5 separate regions of the Mus musculus genome follow, and regions 1, 2, 3 and 4 are each linked to region 5. Evidence: chromatin loops called from intact Hi-C (ENCODE). Cell type or tissue: heart. All regions are shown on one strand. Links, peaks and the distances in the headings refer to the core of each region. The heading gives the core; the rest is flanking DNA.

Region 1 (6,664 bases), core at 991-5,990, 100 kb before region 5:
AGACCACATATCTATTTACAGCATATCTAACAGACATTGCTTGTCTCCAGGTACCTACTGCATGTTTAACGGAGGATTATATTTCTATAATAAATCTAGACTAGTATCTAACATGACCATGAGCTTGATTGACTGACTCTTAACTTGCATTACTTAATTATTTTAAATAGTTTGTAATTAAAAGGACCAGGACTAAACCTTGTATTTTTAAATGAGTTGCATAGGCATAATACCTATGTAAGAGCTGAAATTTACATATATTGTAACAAAATTAACATTAAATTTTGAATCAATATTCAAAGATTCATGCTAATAAAAACCTTAAATCTATATTAATATGAAGCATTTGTACCAATGGAACAGAACTAACCTCATTTGAGGATACCAAATAGCTCTACCTTGAAGAGTAGAGGAGGCATTGAGTAGTCAGGGAGGAACCAGTGCCGTGGTTCCAGCTAGGGCATTTCTGCATTGTGCTTCTCCCTGTCTTTATATAGCACATAGAACTCACGAAGTCCTGTGCGAAAGGGAGGGATCAAGGCAGGGACAGCAGCAGCCCCTGGGAGCCCAAGGCACCTTGGAGAGCACTGCTGCCTTGGAACCAGAAGCAACCTAATGTGAAGTGTTTTTAGAAGCAGAAAGTGACTAGCAGTGGGTGTTTGGGTGATCCCAAGAGCCAGGGAGCCTGTCCTGGGTGTCCTGCACAACCAGTCATGGAGGCCAGGAGCCAGCCTCTGCTGAGAGCTGACGTGAGGGAGCTCCTGGGACCAACAGACCAGGGCCACGGCACGTCGGGATGTCTTTAGAAGTATGTTGTCGTTGAGCGTAAGCATAAGGCTTGTGTTGAGTTTGTATCAAGAAGAAGGGCTGTGCTGGTTGGAGGAGTTGTGAGCAAAGGCCCCGCCCCTTTCTTCTTGCTTGTTCCCCTGTCTGGCCTCACTTGTTTAGGCTACTGCTATAGAGCACTGTTGCACTGGGGTACTTAAATGGTGTTCACGTGTGTTTACATGGATGCACACAGATGCTTACATGGATGCTCACTTATATAGTTCTGCAGATTGGAAGTCCAGTGTCCAGGGCTGGTAGGCTCCATATCTAGTGGGGACTTGGTTTCTTATGTATAATAGCACCACGTCCCTGTGTACTCTCCTACAGGAAAAGGGTCTGGAGTCTCTATAGGGGCTAATGGAATTCAGAAGGCTTAGCCTCCTGACTTCATTGTGCCTGAGAGCTCCCATATTCTCCTACTGTCTCCATGGAGTTTAGGGGCTACAGACGTAACCCATAATACAGGTTGGTATATCCCCAAATGCTCTGGCTGCTGCCTGCCTGGCATCTGTTCTCTCAGGGGCTTCTCTGCTTACTTTCTAGAATCTTCTCTTTGCCTCTGACTAGGCCCTCAAGCCTCCTGGTCCTCTTCCTGTCTAATTCAGGTTTAGAAAAGAGAAACTTGAGCATAGACCCTCCTCCACTGCCCAGCTCAGTGGTGGTAGCCTCTCCACCCATAATAGCTGTGGTGCCATATCTGTGTGCTTGCCTCTTTGACTTGCTAAGACCCTTTGGAGCAGAGCCTTCCCTAGACGCCTGGCAGCTGCCTTTGATCTGGTGTTGGAGCCCTCGCCCTCCTGCCCCAGGCTGCTTCTCTCCCCTTCCTTGTTTGTGCAGCTCCAGAGAAGCTGCAGTTAGATCTTTGTAAGAACTGGGGATGGCTTTCCCAAGGATTTGTGGGCCTGGTGTGATATGGAACAGCGTCTTAGTTGTGCTCTTATGGAAACAGAAGCCAGCTATGCTGGAAAACTATGGTGCACAATGTGTGAGATTCAGGCTTGAGGGCTCTGGAGGTGAACTTCATGCCACAGGCCAGCTAGCTCCTCTTGGGTGACTCATTTCCATTAGCCGTGCTGGCACAGAGGAGATTATAGATCCACAAGAGATACTTGGTTTCGATAAGCCGATTTCCTTCCTGTACCCGTTTCCATTCCTCACATGGAATATTTTTAGGATTGCATACTGATTTGATTTACACTTCCTGTGTTTATAATTCTTTTTTGTATGCTCTGCACTTTTTTTTCTTCAGCGTTATCAGATAGGCTGTGGGAGACGTGGAAGCTGACAAGGGTATTTTTCCATCACAGTGTAATTTTTCCTTGCACAGTTCATAGAAGTGACTGCTATGAGGCTGACCTGCTGCCTGTCAGAAATCTGACAGCACTTTTAGTCCATTGTAATCCGACAGAATGGCCACGATCAAAGGACACTCACCCCAGACTGGGTGGCTTGTGAAAGAATTTCTGTTCTCTTGTTCTTGTGGGGCTTGAAGTCTGTATAAGGACAGGGTAATTAGCAGGGCTGGTCTTTCCTGACCTATGTCATAGGTAGGTGGTCTTACCAGAATCATTTCCCTAAGCTCTAACCTCTCTCCCCCCCCCCCCCCCCCGCCCCCTGGCTTTTTCGAGACAGGGTTTCTCTGTATAGCCCTGGCTGTCCTGGAACTCACTTTGTAGACCAGGCTGGCCTCAAACTCAGAAATCCGCCTGCCTCTGCCTCCCAAGTGCTGGGATTAAAGGCGTGTTCCACCACTGCCCAGCCCCAACCTCTTTTTACAAGGATGCCAGCTATAGTTCACCCAAGCCAACCCTGACGGCCTTATTTAAATGCCCTTCATAAAAGTGTCATCTCAAGTAGAGTCACATTCTGTGGTCCTAGAGCTTTTTGATTTGTGGGTATAAAAAGGCATCGGCTAGCCCGCAGTGAGTGTATTCTAGAATGTGTGGTATGATTGACAGTTGGCTGTTGGTGACTGGACACCTTTGCTGGGGTTTCTCACTGGCCATCACTGGTGTTCATGTTCCTAAAGTGGCTGGCATAGGAAGTTAGTAGAGACAAGCTCAGGGCCTGCTCTCGGAGCTTAGACTCACGTGCTCGATTAGCTGAATGGGCAGGCAGGGAGCTAACTGAGTTGACAGACTGGTGTGTGCACAAAGATGAGCTGAAGTCTTGTTATAATAGAATAGACCCTTTTCCCTAGTTAGGTGCAAACGGCAATGGCTTAGCTTTCGACTGTGCTCAGCCCAGAGGGTGCAAGATCAGGAGTCCCAGTCAACTCTCAGATCCTAGTCTGTGGAGCCCGCCTTGTGCCACAGCTCAGAAGCCCCACGCTGCTGGTCCCACTTCGAGAGTTTAGGAAAGAGAAGATGCTGGAACATGCTCTATGCTGGCAGTGCTCCCACGACAGTGAGTGAGCCGAGCTATCACCGATCCTGTGTCCTGGGCTTTGGCAACTCTGGATTTACCCCACATTTCTCCTCTACAACCTTGCCTAGCTCAAAGGAACCTGCGGGCCTCCTTTGCTTCTGCCTGTAACCACCTGGCATGTTGTGCTGTGTGTGCAGTGTACAAGCCCGAAGGCTGCAGGTAGGGAAATGTGTTAGGCTCAGGTATGCTGGTGGTTACATTTCTCACAAGAGATCTGGCAGCCACTGTGACTTGGAAAGGACCCTGCAAGGGACAGAAAATGTGTCTAGATTTACCTCCCAGTGTCTGCCCTGTCACTGGTCCTCTGTGTGAGGAAGCTGCCCTTGGGGTGTAATGGTGGAATGCTGCTTCCAGACCATCTTACTGCTTCTAAAGAGGCACTTTGTCCCCTTAAGCCAATCAGAATCCTCCTTCATTTCAGTGACTGTTACCTTGTGTGCAGACCTGCTGCTCTTTTTCTGCACTGAGACAGGTAGCAGAGATAAAAAGGAGCAGGTTCCGAAGAGGGAATGGCCTAGTAAGTGCCTGGGAAACTCCTGAGAAACAGAGCTCTCTATTATATCTTTTGGCTGGTGACCAGCAGGTGGCGCTGTGACTGGAGACAGCAAAACTGACATTGATATATCTGCCTCTGACCTTTCTTAGTGGACTGCTCCTGTCTTTACAAAGCGCTTTTCACAGAAGGTCAGATTTTGTGATCCTGCTTCAGAGTCCGCTGTGGTCAGGTGCAAGGCCCTTCCCCGGGGAGGTTCCCTGCAGCTTATATAACCTGCTCAGGAATTCACGCTGCTGCAGGCCCGCCAGGAACCTGGCAGAGAGCCTGGGGCTTGAGCCAGCTTGCCCCCTCCCCGTCTCAGCACTTGGTCCAGAGCTTGTAAACATCTTTCCATCTGGCATGCTCCATCTTGCTGCCCTGCCTGGGCAAACCACAGCCACTTGTACTTTGTCTTTATGGTTGCTGGCTTTGTGACCAGTGACTGGGCTTGTGAGTACAGGTGAAACCGCCTTAAGAAGTTGCACAAATAGCACTGGTGTTTGTTGTTTCTAACAGTGGGCACTTGTGTGTGACCAGTGAAAGGTAGGATTGTGTCCCCAAGCTGCCCCAGCATAGGCCCTGGGAATGGATCTCTGTTGTATCTGTGACTGTAATCTTTTGTGATTTTCTGTTTGTTTGTTTGTTTGTTTTTTCTTTGTTATGCTGTGGACTGAGAACTAGGTCAGGTCTTCATCCATGCTGTCATCCGGCACTGTACCTCAGTTGTGTTTTTGTTGCGACCCATATCTGCTCACCCTTTCCTTGCTTTTTGTTCGTGACTTGACAGTGTTAGGACCCCGGAATCACACTCAGCTGGCATGGAGATCATGGCATTATCCGGGATGGACCAAAGTGGGACTTCCATTTCTCTTGGGGATGTTCGAGTGCTCTGTTCTTAGAGAATGTAAGAGGAACTCTGGGTCTCCCTTGTCTGTGCCTAGCACATCAGGAGGAGAGTGGACACTGACTGTCCTTAAGAGCTGACTCACCCAGCTCAGGCACTGTTCTTCCCCAGCCTTCCAAGGGCTGGGACTGCAGCGTGCGCTACACCCTTGGCTTAGGTGCCTGCCTTTACTTAGCTTAAAGACTCAGCTTTTTACCTGGTCCCAGGCTCCATCATCCTAGCATCCAGTTGAAGGTGTAGAGATATCTTTGTGCAAATGTAAGGAAATAAGGTTAGGGCAAGGTTTCCAGACTGTTTACCCAGAGCACAAGTAAAGAAGACCACTCAGACCCTTCCATGGCCCTCGCCACTATCAGCGGGTTTGAGCACCACGATTCCCTTCCTAGAAGCTCACGCTTTTACGTTGATTATTAAATAGTATAACTTGTCCGGTTGTTTACCAGCATGTAGGCATGATTATAGGGCTTGCATGGATACGGACATCTGAAGATGTTCAGCTACCTTATGAAACAGTTAACTGCTTGCATACAACATATGAACATTTCCTACATACTTCAAATAATCTCTAGCTTGCTCATCACACCTGCTAATACAATATAAGCGCCATGTAAATAGTACTCCACAGTGTTTAGGGAATGGCTATGAGAAGAAAGTCTCCATGTGTTCTGAAGTTGATGGAATCTGCAGGTGTGCAGTCTACTGATACGGACAGGCTAGAGTAGATATAATCATGGAGATGTCACAGACAGGTAGATTTGTAAGGCCTCTTAGTACTTAGTAGCTATATATATATATATATATATATATATGCTGTCAAGTAAAGCTGCTGTCCACCTTACAGCGAAGAACGAAAGGTTCCAAGAGGATGAATGCCTCTGGGTAGCGAGTGCTTCTGGTGAGTTGGGGGTCAGTGCAGACGCTCCTTAGGTGGGCTCTATGACAGTCGTCATTCAACACAGTGCTTACCACAAAACTGTGACCATCACATTGACTTGTTTCAAATGACAGTATTCCAGAATCTGACAGCAGAGGATCAGGGTATTTTTAGATACATTCAGTAGAGACGCAAGAAAGTAAGTACATGTTACAGCCAGAGAACCAGAGTGGTTTCAGATTGCCCAGCGATCTTCATGAAATGCTTTCTATCTTTACGAAAGGCCTCTGGGGCCCCTTGTTAAGGCTGTGAGGTCCTTTCTACTCAGCAAGCACAACAGTTCTGATCTTTGACCACTGTGGCTACAAAGATTAAAATTGATACTGATACTCAGTGGTTCATTATTGGACCTTCATGTAGGTGACAGAGGTCACCAGATCAGGGTCTTAGCTAAAAGGACTCTTCTCAAAGTCTGACCTGTTGTATTAATAAGCCTGTTAGGGAGTCCTGAGAGAGGGTAGTGTGGTGTGATTTGTGTGTGTGTGTGTGTGTGTGTGTGTGTGTGTGTGTATGTGTGTTTAACATTGTCAGAATACCCACAGGAGAGGTCACAGAAAAACAGCACAGCATTGCTCAGCAACAGATCATTCTTGTTGACAATCCTAAGAGTGTTTGAGACCTTGTGATATGACAGATAAAGAATTTGCAAGCAGGAGATCACACCAGGCCCAAGGTAGCTGGGAGCTGCCCAACCTGTGGATACCCATCCTTTTCCTCCCACGCCTGGGTTGGACAGAGTTGGGATGCCTGGGTTGTGAGTCAAAAGTGTTTGTGTGTAGCTGAGGGACAGCCAGAGTAGGTGTACTCGGAGTACGTAGCCCCGGGAAGGATCTGGGGAAGAGGACAGGAGAAGAATACTAGTAACTTGAGTGGGTGGAAGGCGAGTCGAGACCATTGAGAACAGAAGAGACTGCGGCTGTGTTACATACCCCTGTGCCTGTGCCTAGGATCTCCCGATGCCCTGTATTCACCTAGTCAGGTCCACAGGCCACTCCCTCCTGGCCGTCCTTCCTCACTGTCATGCATGTGCTTGAGT
Region 2 (6,664 bases), core at 698-5,697, 530 kb before region 5:
AGAGATAAGCATGGTCAAGGCCAAGCCTCAGACTAGCATGGCGCTGCTGCAGAGGAATATTCTTGAATAAGTGTGCAGAAGAGTGTTAGTTACTGTTCTGTCGCTGTTATAGAATACCACAAGCAAAAGCAACTTCAGGAACAGTACACTTGGGTGAGGGGTCCTGAGGCTATAAAGAGGGATTGAGAACCGATGTACAACAACCTCAATCTCTTTATTCTCTGCTTTCTACCCTTCCAGGGAGGGAGAGTTTACAGTTGAAGTCCTTGCCTTCAATAATGTCAGCTCCACTACCCTAAGAAAGCAGCTTTTCATCGTGCGGGAGCCTTGCCAACCACCCCCAGTGAAGAACATGGGGCCTGCGAAGGTGCAGGTAGGGCTGGGCTTAAGGACTCATCATCCTGCCTACCTCGCTCTAGGCTGCTTCCAAGTTGCTGAGCTCGCTGGGGAATGAAGGAAGCTTGTTAAGTTTGTTCTGCTGCGCTCAGCACAAAAGAGTCACTGTGAGGGCTTTGGAGCTGGTTCCTGAGCAGGGAAAGCCTGCACCGGGACGGAAGCCTGGTTTCTGGTGGCTGAATACGTCTTTTATTTGCCTATATGACTCTTGACGCTCAGCTCAGCTTGCTTTGAGTAGCCTTTTTTTTTTTTTTTTTTTTTTTTTGGTTATGCATAGAATGATAGCATTTTCAGTAAAAAGAAAAATTTGACACCACAATTAAAAGAAATGACCAATTATATGCTGAGTATTAACGACAGAGTAGGAAAAAGAAGGCTGCCTTTGATTTCTTGCAGTCCTTTGAGGACTTTGATTTCAGACAGTTTTACTTTCAGGTCAAAGGTGTCCAGTCCAGCCTGACACTTGGGAAGGCGAACTCAAAGCTGAGCGTTTGCCAGAATGCTATCTCTAATGGATCAGCTGCCAGCCCTGGGTACTTCAGGTCCCAGCAGCCCCAGAGGGCAGTAGATTTCAAAGCGGGTATGGGATTGCCCTGGGCAGGCCTTCCAAGTGTCCATGTCCCCTGAGGCAAGAGCTCTGCAGCTCTAGAGGCCAGCATTCCATGGTGTCAGGCTCTTCTGTGCTCTCTGTGTGAGGGATGGACCAAAACTCAAGGGATTCAGGGAAAGGCTACAGCTTGCAGGGCTCTGACTGGAAGTCTCACTCTGATGGAAAGATGATGTTGTTCCTTTGTTTGATTTTGTTTTGCTTTAAAGAATATTTTCTTAATGTTGTTATCTTATTTAATTTATTTTTATTTTATTTTATTTTTAAGTATTTTTATTGGATATTTTATTTATTTACATTTCAAATGTTATCCCCTTTCCCGGTTTCCCCCCATTTCTATGAGGGGGCTCCCCCACACACCCACTCCTGCCTCCCCACCCTGGCATTCTCCTACAACGGGGTATCAAGACTTCACAGGACCAGGGGCCCCTCCTCCCATTGATGCCCAACAAGGCCACCCTCTGCTACATATCCATCGTCTATTTTATTTTATTTTATTTTATTTTATTTTATTTTATTTTATTTTATTTGAGGTTTGGTATCACAATGTAGCCCAGATTGTCTTTAAATTCAATGTACTACCCAAGCTATCCCAGAACTCTCAGTTTTCCTGCCTTGGCCTCTTGCACAGTGGAACTACAGACTCCTATTCCTGCACCTGTATCTATTGTTTGCTTTAATTTATACTTACTTTCAATGGACACACAGAGGCAAACACAGTATAAATAATAAGAGAACTTAATTTTTAATCTGTAAAACACTTTCATTTGAGCTTTTCTGTAAGAGAAGGAAAACAATATTGATGACTCCATTTGTATTTTATATTTTCCGTGTTTTCTAAGAGTATAAAAATGGAATTGTGTGAAATCCAGACAGCAAGAGATAAGTGTATTTATTTTATTTTTTATTGACTTAAAAATGGATTTACCTTTATTTTAAAATCACGTGTGTGTGGATATGAGTGCATGAGTGCAGGTGCTTGCCCAGACCAGCAGAGGGCGCCATGTGCCTTGGCGCTGGAGTTGCAGAAGGCTGTGAGCCTCCCAACATGGGTCCTGGAAAGAAGACTTAGTCTCCAGCCCCCACTTCCCTGCCCCTGCAAGAGGAGGAAACACTGTCATCCACCTAGTCCTTTCTCCAGCGCCCTGCTATGGTTTTTTATGTGTGGAGTTGTTATGCGCCTTTTTAATATATATGTCTTTCACAACATTTGAGTAATTGTTATAGCATGACCACTGGCTTTTTGACTACATGATTTTTAACAGTGGCATATATTGGATTATGTGTACAAATTCTACACCATTTCTCAAGTTCCTCACAACCGAACTTTGATTGTTCCTAATTTTCTATTACGACAAATAGCATGTGGCAATCTGTGACTATCTCTTTAGCCTGCAGTGCTCTATGCATACCTCTTTCTCCGTATCCTTGGCGTCTCCATGTCACCGAGCTGAGTGACAGAATGTCTTTCCTGGAAACTTCACTTTTGCTTGCCAAGTTCTACTGTGCACCCATTCAGAGCCAACTCCCACCCCAGTGGAAATTGTATGGCTTAATTCATATTATCATTTATATATATGAAGTCTGAAATCTGAGAATATTACAAATTTCCATTTACTGTGTTAGTCCAGTGGCTTTGTTGCAAGTCCTATAATGAAATCATGTTCAGAGTAGAACAATGAAAAGAACTGACAATCGTTTAAATGGTACCACCTACAGAATACAAAAGGTAAGTTTCCCAGCTATAAGGCTATAAATTCTTTCTCCTGTTTTTCTAACTTTTCCAGTCTTTATATCATCTGTGTTTTCTTTATAAGAAACTATATTTCAACTAAAATTTAAGACTAAATGTCCCAGTCAGTAGGTGGGAGGAAGGCAACTAATACCTTCCTTTACCTTTAAATACATTTAATTAAATTTTCTGATATATTTTAACCATATTGTTTCCCTCCCTCCCGTCCTTCCAGATTCTCCCCACCTCCCTACCCACCCAATTTTGTGTTCCTTCTCCCCCAAAACAAAAATAAGAAAAACAGCAAAACTCAGAACAGATAAACCAAAAACAGAAAAGAATTATAAGACAAAATATTAAAACAAAAGACACACCCACAAAAATATAGAGTCTGTTTTGTATTGGCCAAGTACTCCTGAGTCTCGGGATTTCCCTGGAGTGTCATGCTTTAAGGGGAACAACAGAGGGGAGGAGGACAGAAGGCTAGGGAAGCTAACACTAAGGGTGCTAGAAACTTAAAATCCCATTTTTCAGTTTTCTCATTCTAATTAAACAGAACATCCTCCAGGGGGAGCCCTTGCTCCTAGCATCAGCCCCAGAACTGGAGGGGTCCCTGGCTGGACAGCCTCCCTCCTAAGGTTGGCATGCCCTGAATGCTTTTCCATATTCAGGGACAAATAACAGTCAGGCCAGGTATGCTGAGGGAAGGATGATAGCTACTGTCCCAGAGGATGGGGCATAAAGTGCTTGGGAAGAGCAACACAGCTGTGAGGTCCATAATAAATATACAAACAAATAACAATTAAAAGACATTGTAATGTAATCAAATCTGGTAACTTTTCCTTTGACATTTTTAATTAGCCTCATTCTTGAAAGAAAAAGTAAGTATTTACATTTACATACTCATAGCAGGCAAAAAAATATATATGTATATACATATATACATATGTGTGTATATACATATGCATATATATACATATGTGTGTATATATACATATATACATGTGTGTATACATATATACACATGTGTGTATACATATATACACATGTGTATGTATATACATATATACACATGTGTATGTGTATACACATATATGTATATATATGTGTGTGTGTATATATGTGTATATATGTGTGTATATATATGTGTGTATATATATGTGTATATATATATATATGTATGTATATATATATATGTGTGTGTGTGTGTGTGTGTGTATGTATATACTGTTTACTTTTGCATGTAAACTAAATGTACTGGTTACTGGTGCTATCTAAAGTCCAGCCCCAAGTCTCAACCAGCAGTTATACAAATAATGGCCAGAGATTTACACTCCCTTTTTTTTATTACATATTTTCTTTATTTACATTTCAAATGTTATTCCCTTTCCTGGTTTCCCCTCCAAAAATCCTCTCCCCCTTCCCCCTGTACCCCAACCTACCCATTCCTGCTTCCTGGCCCTGGCATTCCCCTATACTAGGGCATAGAGCCTTCACAAGGGCCTCTTCTCCCATTGATAATCAACTAGGCCATCCTCTGCTACATATGCAGCTAGAGCCATAAGTCCCACCATGTGTTTTCTTTGGTTGGTGGTTTAGTCCCTGGGAACTCTGGGGGTACTGGTTAGTTCATATTGTTGTTCCTCCTATGGGTTGCAAACCCCTTCAGCTCCTTCGGTACTTTCTTTAGCTCCTTCACTGGGGACCCTGTGCTCTGTCCAATGGATGGCTGTGAACATCCACTTCTGTATTTGTCAGGCACTGGCAGAACCTCTCAGGAGACAGCTATATCAGGCTCCTGTCAGCAAGCTCTTGTTGGTATCCACAACAGTGTCTGGGTTTGGTGACTGTATATGGGATGGATCCCTAGGTGGGGCAGTCTCTGAATGGTCATTCATTCAGTCTGTGCTCGACACTTTGTCTCTGTATTCCATGGGTATTTTGTTCCCCCTTCTAAGAAGGATCAAAGTATCCACATTTTGGTCTTCCTTCATGTGGTTTTCAAATTGTATCTTGGGTATTCCGAGCTTCTGGGCTAATACCCACTTATCAGTGAGTGCATATCATGTGTGTTCTTTTGTGATTGGGTTACCTCACTCAGGTTGATATCCTCCAGATCCATCCATTTACCTAAGAATGTCATAAATTCATTGTTTTTAATAGCTGAGTACTCCACTGTGTAAATGTACCACATTTTCTGTATCCATTCCTCTGTTGAGGGACATCTGAGTTCTTTCTAACTCCTGGCCTTTATAAATAAGGCTGCTATACACATAGTGGAGCATGTGTCCTTATTACATGTTGGAGCATCTTCTGGGTATTTACTGGGGTAAATGATGGCCAGCCATTTACACTTCTAACCGCTTGCTGTACCATCAGGGTTGGCATTCAGTGACATGACCCGTCTTGTCAATTCCCAGATATGGAGGTCTCAGCCCCTGAGACTAGGAGTGACATTTGAAGCTGCCATCCTCTGTAACATTTCCCAAGGGCTTTCCTACACCTGGAGCTTTGTGAGTGCTGAGATGACCACTGTTACCCTCCCTACTGCTGTCAACACCCGCAGACAGACCATCATGCTCCCAAGCTACACACTGGAATGTGGGAACTACACCGCCATCGCCAAGGTCAGCTCACACACTGTTCCACGAGCCCTGACAAGCCAACCAATCCTCTCCACAAGCTCTAGAGAAAACCTCTTTTAGCCAATGCAAGGGAATTGCTGCTGCTGCTGTTATTGTTGTTATTGTTTAAGGTATGGGTAGAATTTTTAAAAAAATCTTTCATTTAGCTGGAAAAGTAGCTCACTGAGGAAGAGCATTCATCGCACAAGGGTGACAATGTATACAATGTGTATGTGTAACCCTAGTACTTGCGGGGAGAGGTAGAGACAGGGGAATGAATCACTACGTAGGCTGGTGCACATGTGTGCACATGTGCAAACACACACACATACATACACACACACACACACACACACACACACAATCTTTTAATTTTCCAGAGAATATATGTTCTAATTTTGTTCAAGTAATCAACAAAAAACTATTTCTGTCTTTTTTAAAAATATTTATTTATTTATTTATTATATATAATTACACTGTAGCTGTCTTCAGACACTCCAGAAGAGGGCATCAGATTTCGTTACGGATGGTTATGAGCCACCATGTGGTTGCTGGGATTTGAACTCAGGACCTTTGGAAGAGCAGTCGGTGCTCTTAACCGCTGAGCCATCTCACCAGCCCTATTTCTGTCTTTTTAAAGACTGTGCGCCTACTTTGAACTAACCCTGTGCTGGTAGAGGAATAGAAGAAGAGTATTGATGCTGCATTTAGGGAAGAAAAGGGAGGATGTCCACCAGAGGCCATGAGAGACGGACCCACTGTGACCCTCAGCCAGTACTGTGCTTGGGGCTGGAAAAATGTTCTAGATCACGTGGGAAAAGGGAAGTCACTGCGTTGAGTGACTTCATGAAGGAGGGTCCTGAACAGTTTGCTCACATGTGTAGAAACTGTGGCTGCAGGTTAGCCGTGTGTAGTGACTGGAACCAGGAAGATGGCCCTGGGTCAGACTGTAGTGAAGTCAGAAGACCAGGATGAGGAAACGGTCCTTAGGACCCAAACCTCTACAGGGGAGTGGGTGTTCTCACTATGTGGGGTAACTGGTTCCACCGAGGTTTAGTCCTAGCCCAGGCTGCAGGAAGCCCATCAGAAGGGTCCCAAATACCCAAACTGTCCCTCAAAGAAATGAGGCTACCGGGCCCTGGTGGGGAACATGAACAGAGGCTGTTCACTGTTCTCTGCTGGTCTCAGTAAGAACCAGACACTTGTCCATGGAGGACAGAAGGCTGTGGGGTGTGCTTTGAGGGCCACTGTCTTAGTCACAGGTAGGAAAATCCTATTTCTAAGATGTTTCTCTTTGGAAAGATT
Region 3 (6,664 bases), core at 934-5,933, 440 kb before region 5:
TCTTGGATTGGCAGGGACACCAAAAGCCTCTCTTTCTCCAATGCTGACCCCAGTATGATGGTGCCCCCCTTCTGTCACAGGTCTTGGCTACCCGACAACGAGAACGCCACCTGCGCTGGGCTCAGACACCATCCAAGGCTAAGCTCAGAGTGACCGGGGAGAGACTGAGGAGAGAGAGCATCATGCAGGCAGCCCTGAGGTAGGTGAAGGCCAGAATACAATGGTCTTCCTCTGGCCCTGTCTTCTTTTTAGAGGGAATGATAAGAGATCCTGCACTTGGGAAAATCCTTTCCCATGTCTCAGCCCGTGCCAGAGGGTGAGGGACAGAGACACTGCATTTAAGGAAGGAAAGTGTTCTGGTTATATCCATGGCCCAGAGCTCTGACCTCAACTCCATCAGCCACACAGACTCACATACATCACACTGTGCCCAACACCAGACCCCGAATTGTGCTCCTCCAGCTGGCTACACAGGGCTATGAAAGTCCAAGAGCAACTGGTGTACCTCTCCATAGGCATTGAATGAGCCCAGGGACCAGTATTCTAAAATAAGTCAACAGTACAGTTTACACAGACATGTTCTGGAGATCAACTCAAAGTCCACTTCAAATATTTAGATAAAGCATCAAAGTTAGTAACTATGATACTGAGACAACCATCTCCAAACTTGACTTCAGTCAGGCTTCTTTGTCAGTGGTACCCATTCCCCTGCCCATCTGTGGTAGATACTGGAAGCAGTTCCTGGAGGAACCCTCTGCAAGGACCAGTCCATGCATGTCTCCCAGTTCCGAGTTCCAGGTTCTAGGCTTCCTGAATCCATCAAGAATCTAGAAGCTCCAGATGTTTTTCCCACAGTGATGTCATTAAAGTATGCAGTGTCCCCTCCAGTTTATTGTCTCTCTTAAAAACCCTTCCTCATCCCCCACACGTACTCAGCTCTCTTATGTAAAGAACAGGTCCTGAGACAGGTTCTTCTCCAAAGAAGAGAACCATGGCATTATTCCAATGTCAAATGTAAAGTGAGTGAAAAAGGAATTCTGAAAAGATAAAACACTGACAAAGACTTTTACATTTGTTCAGGCTGCCCATAAAAACAAGGAACCAAACCCACCAAAAACATGAATGGCAGACCTAAGTCACACACACACACACACACACACACACACACACCTTGAAGTCACATGGGTACACTAAGCACTGTGTAGCCAGTGCCCTGCAGTACCCACTTGCCCTGCTCAAGACCAGGACATGAGGGGACTGTAGATGTCTAGGTGTCTGAGAACAGGGTGGATCTGGAGCTACTGAGAGGGGTCACACCAGGGACTGCGCTGCCACGCAACCCCAGTTCACAGGCCTGTGTAACGTCTGGAACACTGGGTAGCTGATGTCCACAGAGCTTGCCGAGCTGAGCAAATCAACCTTGAGAAACCCAGCTCCTGGGCCAAATCCTCATGCTAAGAGTGCCACAAGCAGTGTCCACACCAAGGTGGACAACCAAAAACACAGCTAGAGACAACAGGCTCAGAATGGGACAAAGCTAACTCTTTATGTAGATGTCATTAGTAAAAGTCTGGGAAGGTCCCACAAAAGAAAGAAAGAAAAACAAACAAATAAAGAGGCAGTGAGAGAATTTAGAAAAGTAGCTAATGGTAACCTTAAGCACCAAGAGCCCTTATCCTTCGTAAATCAAGTAAGATGCAACACTCCACTCGAGCACAGCGAAAGACTCAGCTGCTGTGGTGTAAGCTCAATGGGAAATGCATAAAACAGTCAGGAGAGTTAAGAAACAATCCTCAAAGGTTGAAATGTAGCCTGAAAGCAGTGGGAACGCACCAGTGCCTACATCAGTGTATAGCAGGTGTCTGTCATTCTTCAGATTAATGACCCACTGTGGGATAGGACACACAAGCAATTACATGGTTGTCTAGTTTTGTCATTGCTGCTGTCCTCAAAGAGAATTGTTTACAGTCTGAGAAAGATAACATGGATTCTAGCTCAGAAATACCAAAATCCAGGACTCTTCAATGTGGAGAGTAAATCACAGATGAATGAAATAGACACCTAAATCAATGGAACAGAAGGGAGAGACCAGAAGCAGCCAATAAATAGGCCCAAGCAGTTTTATTGGCAAAAACGTTAAGACAATTCGATGTACAAGTGAATAGGCTTTTCAAAATGGGGTGGGAAAGCTGGAGGTTGATAACATAAAAGAGCAAAACCAACACAGAGGTGTTGAAATCCCATCCCAAGCTAAGAAACTATTGGCGATTGATAGGTGGTGGGAGAGAGACAGTTTTCCTTAAGGGTATGCCCAGAGTAGGTTGACCAAGCTCTAGTGGAAGGCCACATATTGCAGAGCATAAGGGCAGCACGAATTATACTTGAATGGTTAAAAAGAAAACAATAAAGACACAAACTTGAATGAGTAGGGCAAGTGGGTGGGTCTAGAAGGAGCTGGGTGAGGAGGTGAATGTGATCAAAGTACTTTTGTGCAGTTTTCAAAGAACTAATAAAAACTAAGAAAGAGTCTTTTGAAAGTACAAAGAATAAACACAGCATTTAACCCATCTCGTGCCTTTCTACAAATACATCCGAACCGGGACATAGATGCCCGGCTCCCTAAAATACTTTCCATGAGGGAAATGTGAACACACGGGATCTCTAAGGATGCTAATTCTTTAATCTCTCTTCGCAGAGACATGACCACACACAGCATCATGCTACTGCTGCTTTTGTTTATAGCATATGGGAGATTCTGCCCAGGTGAAATTTCTCTCAATCATGCCATCAGGAAAGCATTTACAAGGTAGGAGGATTGGGGGGCTCTTGCAGATCTGGGGAGTGTTGCACTAATTCATGGTCATTACACCCATGTTCAAAGACTTCAGGCTCTGGGTTCCAGAATCAGTTTCCTTCACTGTGTTCCAGAAGGGGGCGCCCTACAGACGATCTACCCACACCTCCTGTCAATTTCACCTATCCAAGACTGTGCCCAGAGAAAGGTCTTCATCAAAGCCTGTGTCTGAAGTCTGTGAAAGGCTGTCTAATTACCCATGTTAACGGAGGGCTCCATTTGCAGACTTTGGCAGGTGCTTGGCATCTCATTTGGGGTCAAAAGTGAAAGAAGTTCTAGGCCTGAGAAAGTCATATCATCTATTTTGCAGAAAAATATCAGTGTTCTTTAACCAAAGGCTACAGTCACAATTCATGATTCCTGATACCCAATTTCAAACTGTGCTTCTCTGCCAAGCATTCAAGTGTTCATTGTTTTTATTTCCTACTTTTAATTGCAGCAGGATTTGCATTATAAAGAAACACTGACCAAGGGAGCAGTTTAAGGCAAAGGCCCACTCCCATTCATCTGACACATGGGTACCTTTTTGGGGTCCTGACACCTCTGAGATTCGGATGCCCAATGAAACGAGTGGATACATTTAGAACATTCCTTAGTCAGTGAAAGTTACCAACTGGGCAGTTTCTTCAAGGCAGTGTGACTCTGGCGATATGGATTATCATTGCTTACTTTCTACTGACAGAACAACTCTACACACTCCAGGGTTTCCTTTCTCTTCTGTAAGGAATATTTTAATACTCATTTCTGTAGCATTTTTATGAATGTGTTGCCTTTGAACAATTCATCTCACCTTTTTGCTTTAGGGACATATTTTTAGATTCTGTAAGGCAGAGGAACACAGGCACCCTGCTAGATGGTGACTCCCAGATGTCATTCCCTTTATTCTTATTACTTTTTAGCAAGGTACTGCCTGGAAGCCCCAGTACTTGAACTTGCCATGACTCAATAATCCCAGGACTGCTAAAGCTCTAGGGAAGCTACATGGTAGTTTCTGAGTCCCATTTTCCAACGCCACAGTTAGCTTCTACTTGGACAACTTAGTTCTTCTGTATGAACAGGTGCGTAGATTATGCCAGGAGGGGGCGCTGTGAGCAAAACAAAGAGACCATGTGGGGCCTTTTTTAGACATGGAAATCAAAACACAAAAACCACTGATTTGGCTAGTTTATTTTTATCTCACATTTCACGAATTCCTTTTTCTTTGACATTTCTCATATGCCTCTCGATTGTCAAATATTCCAGCTGAGATAACATCTGTAAAATTCCTGTACTCTTGGACCTGGTACACTCAGGTAACCCTCCCAAATGTTGACCCAGGTGGGCTTAGAGCCTCATGTTTCCCACAAGGATAGAGACCTCACTGCCATATTTATATGTCATAGTTCAAAATGGAATGTTTAAAGTGGACCCTCTCTGCCTCACCCATCCCCCCAGTCCTAATCCTTAAAATCAACAAGTCCCTAGGGGCTGTTATTTGTAGCATTCTGGGGGCAGGGCAAGCCTAGGAAAAGTGAATCCGATGGAATCCAAGGGGTGCTCTCTTGGCTCCCTGTGGCTGGCAGCCCTTTGCTCCTGGCTGCTGCAGCATCCTCTATAAAGTTAGGATAAGTAAGATTCTAGATTTCTGTCTTCAAAAAAATTACTCTAATATCAGATTGTGTCACATTTAATTTGTGTTTGAAGTACTTCTGAACTCAAAGTCTTCATGAAATCTCAAGTCAACAAAACTTAACTGAGCCACAAGTGAGGTGAGGCAAAATCCTTGCTCCATCCCAGTGGTCTTCTCGCTGGACTGGAGCTGTGGGCCCATTTGATATAATTGCTGTAATTAGTGCACACAGGACCAGGCTATGGTTGGATCCTTTGGTTCACCTCTTGCTCTCCAGTGTGCCATGAAGGAGCACGATGGTTCCTTTGTGTGGGGATGTGTGAGCTCTGGGTAGCAGCAGGTGTTTCTTGACAGCTTCATTAATGTGGTCCCAACGGGGAGCAAGTATGGCAAGTGATAACATTTCTCTAAATTCTGCAAGCTTGGGCCAAGGGTGCAGTTCACTGGCAGATCACATGCTTAATGTGGGCAAAGACACCTTGGGTTGATGCCCCAGTACCTCAAAATCTACTGTGGGTGTGGGGGTGTGTTTGTGTGTGTGTATGTGTGGAGAGATGGTTCAGTGGTGAAGGATACTGGCTGCTCCTCCAGAGAACTCTGCTTCTGTTTCTTACACCCATAGAGCTGCTCATAACAATTTGTAACTGTAGTCCGAGGGGATCCAATGCCCTCTTCTGCCCTCTGAAGGTACCAGGCACACACATGATACACAGAAGTGCATAAAAAGAAAACACCCATACACATAAAAAATAAATAAATTTTTAAAAGCAATTTTAAGTGTTATGGGAACTCAGTATAGACATTAAACATATGCTAGCTTGTTTTTTCAAACAGATATGGGCCTTACCTAGCGGCAGGTGTGCAGTAAGCTTGTCTGCCGATGTTCCTCCCTGCCTCCCTCCCTCTGTGTCTTTGGACAGTGCTTTCTCCCTGGGGCTGTGAATATTTTCAGGGTTTTACCAGCTGTATTTGTGCCTCTCACGCTGACTCTGCCTCCTTTCCAAGAAATGCTGTTTCTCCATCAGAGCCTCTAGATGTCCCCTGCAGCTCTCCCACTTGCTTAGGATTTGACAAGATTGGCCAAGTTTTCAGAAAAGTATGGAATTAAGAATGAGCAGTCAGTAGATTAAGCTCCATAACAATAACAACGACAACACACATAAGTGGATGGGTAGGAGACAAACTCTACTCAAGGAAAGGGACCTGGGGCTGGAGAAGCTCTGTGGTTAAGCGTGCACAGTGCTCTTCTAGAGGACCCAAGTTCAGTTCCCAGCACCCATGCCCAGCAGCTCATAACTAACTGCCTGCAACCCCAGCTCTAGAAGGGCCAGTTCTCTCTTTTGGTGTTTGCAGTTACCTGCATACATATCACACACACACACACACACACACACACACACACACACACACACACACACATAGAAATCTAGAAGAAAAGGAGGAGGGAGGGAGGGAGGGAGGGAGGGAGGGAGGGAGGGAGGGAGGGAGGGAGGGAGGAAGAAGGAACTAAAATAAGTCAGCTTGATAGCTCCTGGGCTATTGCTTACACAGGTTAAGGAGGGAGATGATGGATGTGTGTACGTTCAGTGTATATAAATTGCTGATCAGAGTATTTGTTTCCCCATTAACATATTTTGAAGGCTTTTCCTTGCCCTTGGTTCCTTTTGGATTAGACTGTCTATCTACCTTTCTTACATGGTTGTAAGTTATTACAGCCCTTAAGGAGTCCCTGCCCCACACCTGGGCAGAGACTATCTGGCACGAAGCATCCTCTTGCCAGCTTCTGAGGTTGTATCCCTGAACATGAAGTCAAGAGATGCCTGTCCCAGGCTTTCTGGCTGCTGTGCACTGGCTCAAGTGACCTAATGCTCAGCTAACCAAAAGTGCTCAGAACATTCCATCCACTCTCACTTGGTGACCTAAGGCAAAGCCTACCTTGTAATCAAGTGTTGAACATCTCCTAGAATTGGATACTGAGCTACAAGTGAAAAGCTCAAGTGTTGGCGGGTGTAATTTTGACCACGGTAGAGTTAAAAGATCATCAGTTGTAACTGTTATTGTAGGCTGCATATTCAGCTATATACAGTTTCTTTGTTTCCCCACAGGACAGGGATCTGGTCTTGTTTCCCAGTGTCTACAAGAATGCCTGGTACTTAGTACTTGCCCAGTAATGTTTGTTGAGTGAATGAATGAACATTGCT
Region 4 (6,664 bases), core at 914-5,913, 240 kb before region 5:
CAGGAGGCAGAGGCAGGCGAATTTCTGAGTTCGAAACCAGCCTGGTCTACAAAGTGAGTTCCAGGACAGCAAGGGCTACACAGAGAAACCCTGTCTCAAAAAACCCCAAACAAAAAAGAAAAAAAATGTCCCCAAACAACGTTTGGTCAGCAGTCTGCACATCCCTCCCCCTTTTCAGGTCGACACATACAACTGATGATAGATTTGTAGGAAACTCTAGACACAGTGTAGGCAAGGGCTGGGCCAGCCTGTAGTGCTCCACCAACAGGTGGGAGGCAGAGACAAGAGAACGATGAGAACAGCATGGGCTGCATAGCAAGGACCTGTTTAAAAAAATAATCTAAATAAATAAGCTAAAGTGAGATGAGCCTGTGGGGGGGGGGGTGCAGTGTGAAGCCTGTGCTGTCAAAATGTGATCTGCTCCTTTGTGGGGCAGAAGGAAAAGAAGAAGGCTCATAGTGAGCAGTCTCTGAAGGCAAAACCTTGTAGTGTGCTCACACTCAAACCCGGGCTGCCTCACAGCACTGCAGGCTATGCAGCCACCTCTCATGTGTTTCCTGTTGCTGTTCAATAGGTCTGGAAACATTACTTTTCAGTGAAAGGGAACGCAAAATTTCTTTTCAGTGAAAGGGGGCGCATTAAGTCATCCATCTAGAGATACAAATGTATCCTATCAGTCTTTTGTCAAGGTAAAGACAGTCCCCATAGCAAGGACAAAATTACTAAGAAGATCTAGACTCCAGTTGGGAAGAGTCAAGGAGGCCCCAGAGGGGTTGGGGTTGGGGGCTGAGAAAGGAAGGTACAGCACCAGACCCACCAGCGCTCTCTCCTGCTGGGGGAACCCGCAGGGAGGGGCCAGTTCAGCAGACTTTTCTTTAGCTAAATTGGTTTGACACTTTTGTTTTAAACTCTGAGACATTTTTGGAGGGCTAAGCCTGGGGGGGGGACCCCACATGATCTCCTTTTGGGGGGCTGATAATTGCTCATGCCTTGTTTTTGTTTTAAGTTTTTGGAAATATAAAGTCATGGCATGTGAAGTGAGGAGGCCCCATGGTGCTCAGCTCTGCATAAGCCAGGCCCAGGTCAATCATCCAAAGTTTTCTTTGTTCATCCTGTAGACAAGATGCAGGGACCATGGAGCAGCCAGACATGGGGTGCTCAAAGATACTATGGTCCAGTTTCTCTTTTCAGTTTATTTTTGAACACTAGCATTGAACGTAAGGACGGACATTACGTGCACTGGCCCCCACTTCACTGTTCTAGAAACAAGGATCTAATTAGAGAATCTATCCCACACTGGAACTATCCCCGCAGGGAGGGCAGGGACAGGGGTCTGGGACCATTTAGTTTGGGTAGGGAAAACAGAGTAGGGAGATCTTAGCAGAGGCTCCTGGTACAGAGATGCAGAATCCCAGCCTTGCCTGGGGTCTTCCTTATTCTGAGCTATCAAGTACTTTCCCACATTAGCTCTTAAGGAGGGTGATTGGAACACCTTGTGGAAATTCTTGCAGTCCCTCGGGCAGCTGGGACCAAGCAAGGCAACCCAGTGACTGGAGGGCTGGAGTGAGTAGGCTGTTGGTAAACATCTGAGAGAACAGCACGGAATCTGGATAGTCTTGGATCCTCACCTTACAGTGCTCTGATCCCCACCACTTGGTTTACCTATGTCAAGTTAAGATTTTGGGGGTGTTTTCTTACCAGGTCAAAGGCAAAGGAACAGTTCCTGCCTTGTCCCCCTTTCTAGCAGAATGACTGTGACCTCCTCCCTATCCCCTCTAAAGGCTCCTTTACAAGCATCCTGTTCCTCACCCATGACCCGTGGGACTCCCAGAGGCTAGGGAAATGCTTGTTTCATTCCTTAGGGCCTGGGGCTCAGGGCCTGGGGAAGCTTTTGCCTCAGGCAACATCTCCTTCTCCCAATGTCTCCATTTCTCAGAGATAGGCATAGCCTTCCCAAACCTGGGGGAGAGGAAACAGGGTGTGGCCCGGCCTCTAGCCTGGCCTAGGATCCAGGGCCTCACCTCAGTGTTTGTGAAGGCTGCGCTGTAAACAGATCCACCAGATATTACTTTCCTAGCTCAGCTTCTCCACCATTCCTGGCAAGCCTGGCTTTTTCTTGAAGGCACAATATGGCAAGAATTGAACAGGTTTTGGTAACCTCAGACAGTGGCTGCACCGAGCAGATAGATACAATTTCTACCCTCTTTTAAAGCTACCTGGAGTGTTTTCCCGGAGTGGAATCAGAGATATTAAGGGCTGCTGGTGTCCACTAGAAACTGATGGAAATTCCATCTCATTTATGCAGACGTGTTTGAAAGACCATGCAATGGCATGCCATCATTCCCTGGAGATCGCAATGAGAAAATGGACACAGAGGCCCAGCTATCCGAATCTTGGGGATCTCTTAAGAAATCTTGCTCTGTCCTCATCTGAGAAAGGCTGTTCAGGAGATCTTCTTTCTCCTGTGTTCCTGCCAGCCTCAACCGTATTCTCTCCTGCTAGGTTCACTTTAAGAAGTCAAGGGACTTCTACCCAGCACCATCATCTCCTCCTGCCTGGTGAATTCTGGATGTTGAAGGGGCTGTTGGAGCATCCTGGGCTGTCTTAGAGACTGCTGCTTGATACACGTAGAGCCCCACGGGATAATAAGTCACTGGAGGGTATTGTAGGACTTCCTCCTGGCAGAAACAGCACTTAGACACACTGGATGAAACAATAAACTGGTTTTGCAGGAATGGGACTCGAACCTCCCTCCCCAGGTGCACTTACGTAGACATGGAACTGTTGAGCCTATAGAATACTGGGGCCCCCGAGGTATTTAGGGAGGCCAGCGAAGTGGGAGGGTATTTTAAAGAGCTCATCCCTTGGGTCAGGAACCCGAGGGGGTGAGTGCGGGGGGCGGGTGTCCAGCACCTGGAAACGCAGGACATTGTTAGGAAGATGAGACCAGGTGACCGGCAGGGCTCCGGTGCGCGGGCGGTCCGTAGCGATTGCCGGAGCCGCCTCGAGGGGGCCCTGCCGCGGGCGCGGGCGGCCAGCCAGGAGGACGGGCCCGCCCGCGAGCAGCTCGGAGCCCAGCTTCGCTTCGGCCATCGCCCCGCCGGACCGCGCTGCGGGTTCGCCCAGGTACCAGGGTCGGGAGCAGGGCAGGGGCAGCCACACGCCGCCACACTCTTTGTTTGGGGCCCCCGCTCAGGTTCCAGAGCCTGGGCGTTCGGGGTCTTGGAACTGGGTTGCAGCCGAGCAGACACCAAACCTGGGCGCGGAGACAGTTGAGGGTGTAGGGACAAGGCGCGGGGGCACCCGGGAAGGGCGCTTGGGATCCAGGACTGAGGACGACCAGGGGGTCTGCGGCGATCGGGAGTCTGGGGCTCAGCCAGGTCCTCGGGCCGACGCGGGCCGGAGCTCCGGGGCCGGCAGGGTCCTGGTCGCGGCGCCCGGCGCCTAGCTAGGAGGGCGGGGGCGGAACCACACTATCGCCGCCCCGGCCCTGCGGACTTTGCTCCCTGAGACAGTTAGGGAAGAGAAGACGGAGGAGCCGCTTGGGGCTGCAATGAGACTTCTCAGGACTTTACTCCCGCCTTTTCCAGGCAAGTGAGCTGTGTGCCTCTTTTCCTTTCCTTTCGGTTGCTTGGGAGCCAGGGGTCTCATCCCGCCTTTTCCCACTATTCGGAGGAGTACGAGTGCAGGCACAGGCCTGGGGGCCACCTGTGGCACGTGTCTCCTGGCACGCGGGCACTGTAGCTGACAAGTAGGAGGGAGGGTCCTGGGCCCCGGGGTTTCTGTGTAGTTCTGTGTTCTGCCCCTGGGGACGTTTGCTTGGATCGATTTGAGAGTCTATGCCGCAAAAAGAGACCCCGAACCCCTTCCTTCCCCAACTGGCATTCTGGCCGGTGCCAGCAGGTGATCCCGACTCTCTAGCGTGACTGAACACAAAAAGTTCCCTCCAGGGCTTGGGGCCAGCAGACCGCACTATCTAGGGTGACCACAACTGATTGGAACGCCCTCGGCTTTGTCACAGCCCACTCCAAATTTTGTTTCTTGAGTTGTGCCTTCTGCTCCACTGTATAGAGCTTCAAAACGACACCCCAAACCAAGAATACAGGAGCTACTATAGTAATAATGTGTACCCCATCAGAGCTAACCCTTTTGACATATTGATGTATTTCCTTGAGGCTTTGGTCTGTTCATATGAATACTTTTTAAAAGTGCTTTTAGTTTTTTGCCTGTTAAAAGAGATTTTTGACTGTCTTTGTGATTTTGTTGCTTCCCTCTTTGGGGCCTATGAGGTTATATTTGCAAATCAATCAACAAGTATTAAGAAAGGCTTTTCTGTGCTGAGGACCAGGAAGGGGGCGGGGATGGCTGCAGCTGGAAGCTGTAGGAGGCTAGGCCAGGACTTGGAGTGTGTGTGTGTGTGTGTGTGTGTGCGTGTGTGTGTTTATGTGAGGGAAGGGGGGCACAGACAAGGGGGTGCATTTGCTGGGTCCTGGAGAACTAACTGGGGCAATTGGTAAGAAGCCAGACCTCCGATAAAGTCATGGTGACTGCCCCCCCCCCCCCCAAAGAATGACAGAGGGCAATAAGGACCTCTGGCTGAGTGGTACTAAACTCTTTGCCTGTTGTTTATTTCATCTCACCCAATGATTCTTGGAAGAAAGAGGGAAGTGGGATTATCACACCCATTTTGCATATGGGCAAAGAAATGCCAAGTATCCTGTTTATGAAGCTGAAATGTGGAGGAGTAGCTGGAATTCTGGGACACAATGTCTGAGTTCTATGGCCTGGCTCCTGCAGGCTGGCTGCTGCTGCTGCTTCCCTGGCAATTGGCTTTGAATGCTTGTCCAGACAGCAGCAGTTCTTCCACTGAGGGTAGCTCCTCTGCCGAGGCTGCTAAAGCTATCCGCAGCAGCAGATGCGAAACCTAACCACTAAGAAGATAGAAAAAAAAAAGTAGTTGCTTCAGGGAACATCATATGCCTAAATGCAAATCGATTAGCTTTTACAAAGTGTCTCTCTGGCCTGCTGTGTTTTGAAACTGAGCTACTTGCAAATGTTGACTTCATAGTTCACAAGATCAAATATGTTACTATGCTATAGAAGGTTCCAGGGGAGCTGGTATACTCGTGGTATAGCCAAGGCCTGACAAGGAGTCAGCTAGACAAGAAGGTGGAGTGGAAGATATCAAAGGAAGAGGGTATTTGAGTCTGTCTGGCAGTCACAGCTTCTGTCTGCCCAGGATACAAGGAGCAATTTTACAGACGAGGAAAATTACCAACAAATTTCCAAAGTCTGGGAGCTAGTGGTGTATCTGCATGCAGTCTGCCCCTGGAGCCACATTATGTTGCTTAGGGTCAGCCTGCTGTTAGCAATGGATATGTTCAGGGGAAGCCTGTTCTGACTCTGTGTTTGAACTTGGATGTGGGGAACACTGGGGTACTGCTAGCAAAAGTTCTTTAGTTTTTTCTTTCTGAAAGTAAAACACTTTTATGAGACCATGCCACCTACCAGGTAGTCCGAGGCATTGGATCTAGGCAAAAGGTCGTTAAGAGGTGCACTAACCTGGCCCCTTCTTGTAGGACCCAGAAGCAGGGGAGAACAGGTTGCATCTTCATTTCACCTGGAAAGAAACCTGCCAGCAGTGACCTAATGACACAGAGCAAGCCTCATCTACTCAGAGCCCCTGCCACCATTTCTGCTAAAATAAGTGGATCAGGCTGGCTGCTTCAGTAGGTATTGGTTAAGTGTTAGCCACCCTGTGCTTCTCAGAGAGTAGAGCGTGTTCACAGCCAGAGCACAATTACCCCTAATACTCACGGTGAAGCCTATGTATCCTCAGTGGACTCTCCACATGGAAATGGCATTTAAACTCCTTAGCGTAGGTGAGAAGGAGTATGTACTGCATTTCAAAACCCCCGAGGATTGGCTGTATCTTTTGGTGGAGCACTTGTGTAGCATGTGAGAACTCGGATTCAATAACCAGGACTTCAGAAGGAAACAAACAAAGTAAGTCTCAAAACTCATGCATCCATTCTCTTACATTGAGACCAAATTTGGGCGCCAGGCAGTGGTAGTGCACACCTTTAATCCCAGCACTTGGGAGGCAGAGGCAGGTCAATTCTGAGTTTGAGGCCAGTCTGGTCTACAGAGTGAGTTCCAGGACAGCCAGGGCTATACAGAGAAACCCTGTCTTGAAAAAAAAAGGGGGGGATCCCATTCTGTCATATCTGCACCCCTCCTCCACCATTTTCTGTACACTCACAGTTTGCTGAGTGCAGCTTAGGGGCAGGGACATTCATTTCCTTGATGCCTGTTACTCGTAAAAGTAGAAGACGCAGATTCCCCAAGCTTCTGGGAACTTTGTTTTGAATTCTGCATCAAGAGTGTTTTGAGCATGTCTGTTGTTGTGGTAAGGAACATGGTCCTGCACACAGAGTCCCTGGGGAGGTCCTCAGTGTCTGTGTGGCAGGTCTTCCTGTGGCACAAACTGTTGTGTGGCACAGTGCATTCTCAGAGAGTGTCTAGGCACTTACTTTGTTTTTACAGCTCATGTGACTTTGAACTTTTGGTGAATCCTGCTGCCTCAGCCTCCCGAGTGCTGTAATTACAGACATGACCTGCTGTGCCTGGTTCTGGTTTTTATTTTTTACCCGTCCCAGTGTAG
Region 5 (5,000 bases), core at 1-5,000:
TTGAAGCTGGTCTTCACACACACACTGAGATGATGTACTTATTAGTGTGTTTCTATCTACGGATCACTGTGTCTCATCACACATATGCCTTGAGTGTGCACACATTATTTTACTTTAAAAATTCATGACAAGAAATAAAATTTTCTGAAAACTAAAGAGAAAGGAAAAAAAACCTACAAGGAGCCATGGGGGGAATTCTGGGTCTTGTATGGGCACACAAGAGCTTGAATGGCAGTGGTTTGTATGAAGCTGTGAAAGGCAGGACAAAGCCAGGTCCTATAGAAGAGCAGTCAGTGCCTGTATCCACTGAGCCATCTCTCAAGCCTCATCATGTAGCAAAAATGAAATACCCCAGACAACAGTAAAATCACCCATTTTATTTTAATTACCAGAGCATCCATTATAATAATGGGAGGGAGGGTTAAATTCAATTGCACTAAACATATCAAGATAGAATTTCTGAAATGCCAACCCTTAGGAAGTAGAAGACAGAAGTAGGAAAACCAAAAATTAAATGCAGCAAGCTGAAATAAATAGGACAACAGATTTGCCCCAACACACTGTAATTTCCTTAATGCATAAGTGACCAAACTTCACCAGTCAAAATACTAGTTGGCTGACTGGGAATAGCCCAGCCACATGCTGTTCAGAAGAGACTTCAAATCAGTCTCGCTGGATGGTTGAGAATCAAAAGGTGTAAGAGGGGTAAATTATACAAACATTAACCGAAGCCGTCGGGCACCACTTGCTGGAGGACAATTATTTTATTTGCCGTGGAGTCAATAAAGTACTTGCCCAAGACAGTGGTAGGAACAGCTGGAGCGGCAGTCAGGAAGAATGTAGGAAAACTGAAACAACGGAAGCTCCCAGCAGCTTCTGACTGACACAGAACAACCCACAGAAATAGTAAAGTTGGGCATTTCTCAAAATCCTCATGGAATGGCCATCAAAGTAGATCAAGCTGTCAGACAGACAAAATTCAACAAATGTATGCCATACAACAGAGTTTATTCTTGTATAGTAAGGAATTATCCTCGAAATCAATGAAGTGCCATGGTGAGAAAAGTCTCTGCACACATGGAAGATAGAGAACACTTTTCTAAGTAGCAGGGTTTGTGTGGGGCCGAGGTAGTGGGCAAGGAAGCCTGGTGTTTCACATAGAAATGAATGTTCCGTAGAAAATAAAACTAGCATCCATGGGGTGTAGCTAAAGCAGTGGCCAGAGTGAAATTTATAAGTCTAAATGCCTGTACTAGAAATGAAAGGTGTTACAGCGATGACTGGATGTAGCCTGGGCTGGGCTGGGCACCACGGAGGCCTACCACCCCAATCCATTCGTTACTCACCCCACATACTGGATTCATTGTGCTCCCTCAGTGTTGTATGGGGCCTGAGATGAACCTCTTATTTGTAAACACTTCAGACAGCCATTTAAAGAGTCTTAGAAACATCTACCACCATTTCATGAGGTACAGAGACTTCACAGTCTCAGTAACTCCTTAACTTAAGGGTAAGGAAGCTTGCGGCTGTCCACTTCTTACTGGACGAGCCCTCAAGCCTGGCACGTAAGGAGGCCAGGTCTAAATTCCAGGGCTACCTAGACAAGTGAGCTCATCTTTTATCCATCTGCTGTGTTGCCTGGCCAGCATTTCCCTCTTCGTGCAGGACTGGCTCATCAGTGCAATGAAGCTACTTTTCCAGCCTGTTATGCAGGGCAAAGATGGATAGGAAGAGTGTCACTGTGTCACTAAAAGCTTCCCCACTTTGACAAAGAGCATCCAGACCCTTGCTCTGTGCATGCGTCTTTGTAGGGCAGATACTGGAGAACCAGAGGCTCAGCAGTTTCATGCCCCGTGCCAGGTCTCCTGGGTTCTGACTCTACACTGAGTAGATTAGGTCTGCAGAGCAGACTCGAGCTAAGTGCCTGCTGTTTGCTAAGTGCAGTGCATCACTATGGTTGGTTGGTTTATGTGTCCAAGCTGCCACCCGCTGAGATGAGTCCCAGGAATCATTAGCCTGGGCACACACGTGTATGTTTCCCCTCCATCTGGGTGAGGATATGACCTCAAATTCTAAGTCAACAAGAATTTCCTCTGTGCTCTGAGCTGATAAATCTCTAACCTCCTGCAGTGACAACGGGCTTATGATTAGCTTTCTACAGGTTCAGTGGCCCTGCCGGCTTTTAACGGTTTGAAAACAGCAAATTGGCCTTGGCTTCTAAGGCATAAGTAGTGTGGTGGTCATGCTCACTGAGTAGCTTGCTTCTCAGTCTGTCTTGGCAGTGGCCCAGTCTCCGTTCATAGACCATGAAGTTTAGGGTTGTGCCTTGGCCACCAGCAAAAGGAAAAACACAAAGAATGTGTTGTTTCACACCACCGAATGTGTTGTTTCACATTCGGTGCTTTCTACATCCTGCCTTCTCAGGACAACCAACAATGCAGCAGAGGAGGCTGCAGGAACTCAGTCCCTGCCTCTTTGTGCATGCACGCTTCCCGGGCTTCCCCCAAAGTGCAGGCTGCCTTCTAATGCCAAGAATCAAGCAAAACCTCCATTACCAGTGTGCTCTCCTCCCTCTGCCCCCAGCTTTGTGCTGCGTGGAGCCAGCCAGTTGTTGAGAATTCAGTGAGGTGATCCTGCCCCCTAGTGGCTATCATAGCTTCCTACAGCAGGGTGTCTTTATAATCTGTAAATTGTTGCCAGCTTAAAAGGGAGGATGAGTGTAATGGCAAATATTAGTCCCCTTAGAAAAGTGGCTCTCAACCTGATGGTCACAACCCTTTTCACAGGTGTCGCATATCAGATATTCTGCATATCAGGTATTTACATTAGGACTCATAACAGCAGCTAAATTACAATTATGAAGTAGTAAGGAAAAGAATTTTATGGTTGGAGTGGGGTCACCATAAGATGAAGAACTGTATTAAAAGATAGCAGCACTGGGAAGGTTAAGAGTCACTGCCTTAGAGGATAAAAGTATAGTTACTGAAGCCCTGTTGCTTATGGCCTGGGTTGGACCTGAACTTCATGGTAGACCCTGGACTTAGAGCTCCCTAGTTATTGACAACTGCAGGCCTCAGCCCTCCCGTTAGTCCCAGATGAAACCTGACGGGGCGTGTGGAAGCCAGGAAGACAATCAAATGAGTGGGGGGAATGTTTCCAACAAGTGGTGTTATCACCCCAACTATGGCAGGAGTTGCAAAAAGTCCAACATTCAGACTGAAAACCTGAGGTCGGTCTCATAAGTAGTGTCACAAATAATCCAGTATCATCCATGCCCCCAGAACAGAGGTAGCCGACACGAGCCAGCACATAAAGCACTGTCCTCGTGTTTTCATGTTTCCTTGGATGTCCCCTGGGAGCTGAAACAGGTTCTGTGGAGGTTTCTAAGGGAAGGAGAGAGGGTGCTGTTCTTTGTCTGTTACATGTGAATATGCTCTAGCAGTTTAACCTTGTGGGTAGAATGCTAGCTCTGTCTGCCATGACATATGTGTATGTATGTATGTATGTATGTATGTATGTATGTGTATGTGTGTGTATGTGTGTGTATGTATAGTTTCTGACCCCCTTGTGTATTCCCATTTCCTCTTCATTACCTCTGCAGAAGCATAGTTCTCTGGGTATTTGTGTGTGTGTGTGTGTGTGTGTGTGTGTGTGTGTGTGTGTGTGTATGTGTGTGTGTGTTTCTGCATCTGGAGACCAGACAAAAGCGCCTTCTCTGTGGAATAGTGGGCCTGCTCTAAAACCATGGCGAGAGTGAACTGTGAATACTCTAACACTTTACACTTGTGAGTAAAATGGTTGCTATGCCGCCCGACTTCCATAGACATCCCCTGTGAAGGAGACCTTTAACAGCGCGATGAGCTCCGGAGGCCTTGGGGATGGTGACATCTGTTGAAGCTCTCCCCCCTGCTGACAGCCTAGCAGGGATTATGGTCCCGAGCAGGCCATTTTTGGGGGACCTATGCTTTTAACTCAGCTGAAAACAAATTTTATCCACAGATGCTTTTCCAGTTGGTGTTGGTTTAAGAAACAAGAGGAATGTGTGTATAGATGGATGGGTCCTGGAAAGCAGCTCTGCAGCCTTTAATTGTGTATGGTGTGTCCGCTAAAAACACAGCTCTGTCCTTGGAAGGAAAGGAGACCATTTATTCCAAGCCTAATATGAGTGACCATTGGCTGGGAACATGGATCCAGGTGGCTTCAGATAGTAAGTTCCAACCTAGAACTGCTATATGAGCTGCTATAGCCACGTATCAGAAGAAGTTATTATTATTATTTTTGATTGACTATTTATTTTTTAAATTTTTATTATTATTATTTTTTAATTAGGTGTTTTCTTCATTTACATTTCCAATGCTACCCCGAAAGTCACCCAAACCCTCCCCCCCAACTCCCCTCCCTCCCACACTCCCACTTCTTGGCCCTGGCGTTCCCCTGTACTGAGGCAGATAAAGTTTGCAAGACCAATGGGCCTCTCTTTCCACTGATGGCTGACTAGGCCATCTTCTGATACATATGCAGCTAGAGATATGAGCTCTGGGGGTACTGGTTAGTTCATATTGTTGTTCCACTATAGCCTTGCAGACCCCTTTAGCTCCTTGGGTACTTTCTCTAGCTCCTCCATTGGGGGCCCTGTGTTCCATCCAATAGCTGACTGTGAGCATCCACTTCTGTGTTTGCTAGGCCCCAGCATAGCCTCGCAAGAGACAGCTATATCTGGGTCCTTTCAGCAAAATCTTGCTAGTGTGTGCAATGGTGTCAGTGTTTGGGGCCTGATTATGAGAAGAAGTTATTATTCAAGGTGTTTTTTTTAAAAAAATCACAGATGGGATTAGCAGGGCAGCAAATCAGGGAGATCTCTTGTCGCGTCCCACTCGACCAGCAAGAAAGACTCAACCACCGGTTCTTCTTTAAGCAGTTTACTCAGGCAGCTACTTTCTTCAAATCCCCCCAGCCTCTCTAGTTACAAGTGTTTTTCTCCACTCCAGCCACAACCACGC

The links. Peaks named below come from ENCODE experiments on the same cell type or tissue, not always from the same donor. Only the 100,000 strongest peaks of a DNase experiment are listed, where the experiment ranks them.
Region 1: it touches region 5 in a loop (9-fold over the local background); 31 of 42 quality-filtered maps call a loop at or near these places.
Region 2: a loop joins it to region 5, with 15 times the contacts of the local background. A loop is called at or near these places in 24 of 42 quality-filtered maps.
Region 3: a loop joins it to region 5, with 6 times the contacts of the local background. A loop is called at or near these places in 33 of 42 quality-filtered maps.
Region 4: it touches region 5 in a loop (2.2-fold over the local background); 2 of 42 quality-filtered maps call a loop at or near these places.

What each region holds. Positions count from the first base shown.
Region 1 is chr11:8,521,195-8,527,858 of GRCm38, reverse strand. The region is part of intron 13 of Tns3 (tensin 3); the gene reads left to right. Among named protein-coding and RNA genes, the nearest start is that of Tns3, 140 kb to the left of the region's middle. In heart, for the core only: a CTCF peak has its summit at 3,835 (motif pointing right); a DNase peak (open chromatin) is centred at 4,038; H3K27ac peaks cover 1,939 bases.
Region 2 is chr11:8,952,560-8,959,223 of GRCm38, reverse strand. It overlaps Pkd1l1, which reads left to right. Exons shown (of 52, transcript XM_017314870.1): 8 at 241-373; 9 at 5,156-5,362. Among named protein-coding and RNA genes, the nearest start is that of Pkd1l1, 19 kb to the left of the region's middle. In heart, for the core only: CTCF peaks have their summits at 1,982 (motif pointing right) and 3,317 (motif pointing right); no DNase peak of the experiment used is centred there.
Region 3 is chr11:8,857,338-8,864,001 of GRCm38, reverse strand. It overlaps Pkd1l1, which reads left to right. Exons shown (of 52, transcript XM_017314870.1): 40 at 81-199; 41 at 2,696-2,806. Among named protein-coding and RNA genes, the nearest start is that of Gm40814, 60 kb to the left of the region's middle. In heart, for the core only: CTCF peaks have their summits at 2,936 (motif pointing right) and 3,922 (motif pointing right); a DNase peak (open chromatin) is centred at 3,931.
Region 4 is chr11:8,660,941-8,667,604 of GRCm38, reverse strand. Tns3 (tensin 3) reads left to right here and starts at 3,070. Exons shown (of 31, transcript NM_001083587.1): 1 at 3,070-3,126. In heart, for the core only: a CTCF peak has its summit at 2,965; DNase peaks (open chromatin) are centred at 3,344 and 3,664; H3K4me3 peaks cover 2,518 bases; H3K27ac peaks cover 1,913 bases; H3K27me3 peaks cover 2,330 bases.
Region 5 is chr11:8,422,047-8,427,046 of GRCm38, reverse strand. No RefSeq gene overlaps it. Among named protein-coding and RNA genes, the nearest start is that of Tns3, 240 kb to the left of the region's middle. In heart, for the core only: a CTCF peak has its summit at 2,648 (motif pointing left); a DNase peak (open chromatin) is centred at 2,476; H3K27ac peaks cover 516 bases; H3K27me3 peaks cover 420 bases.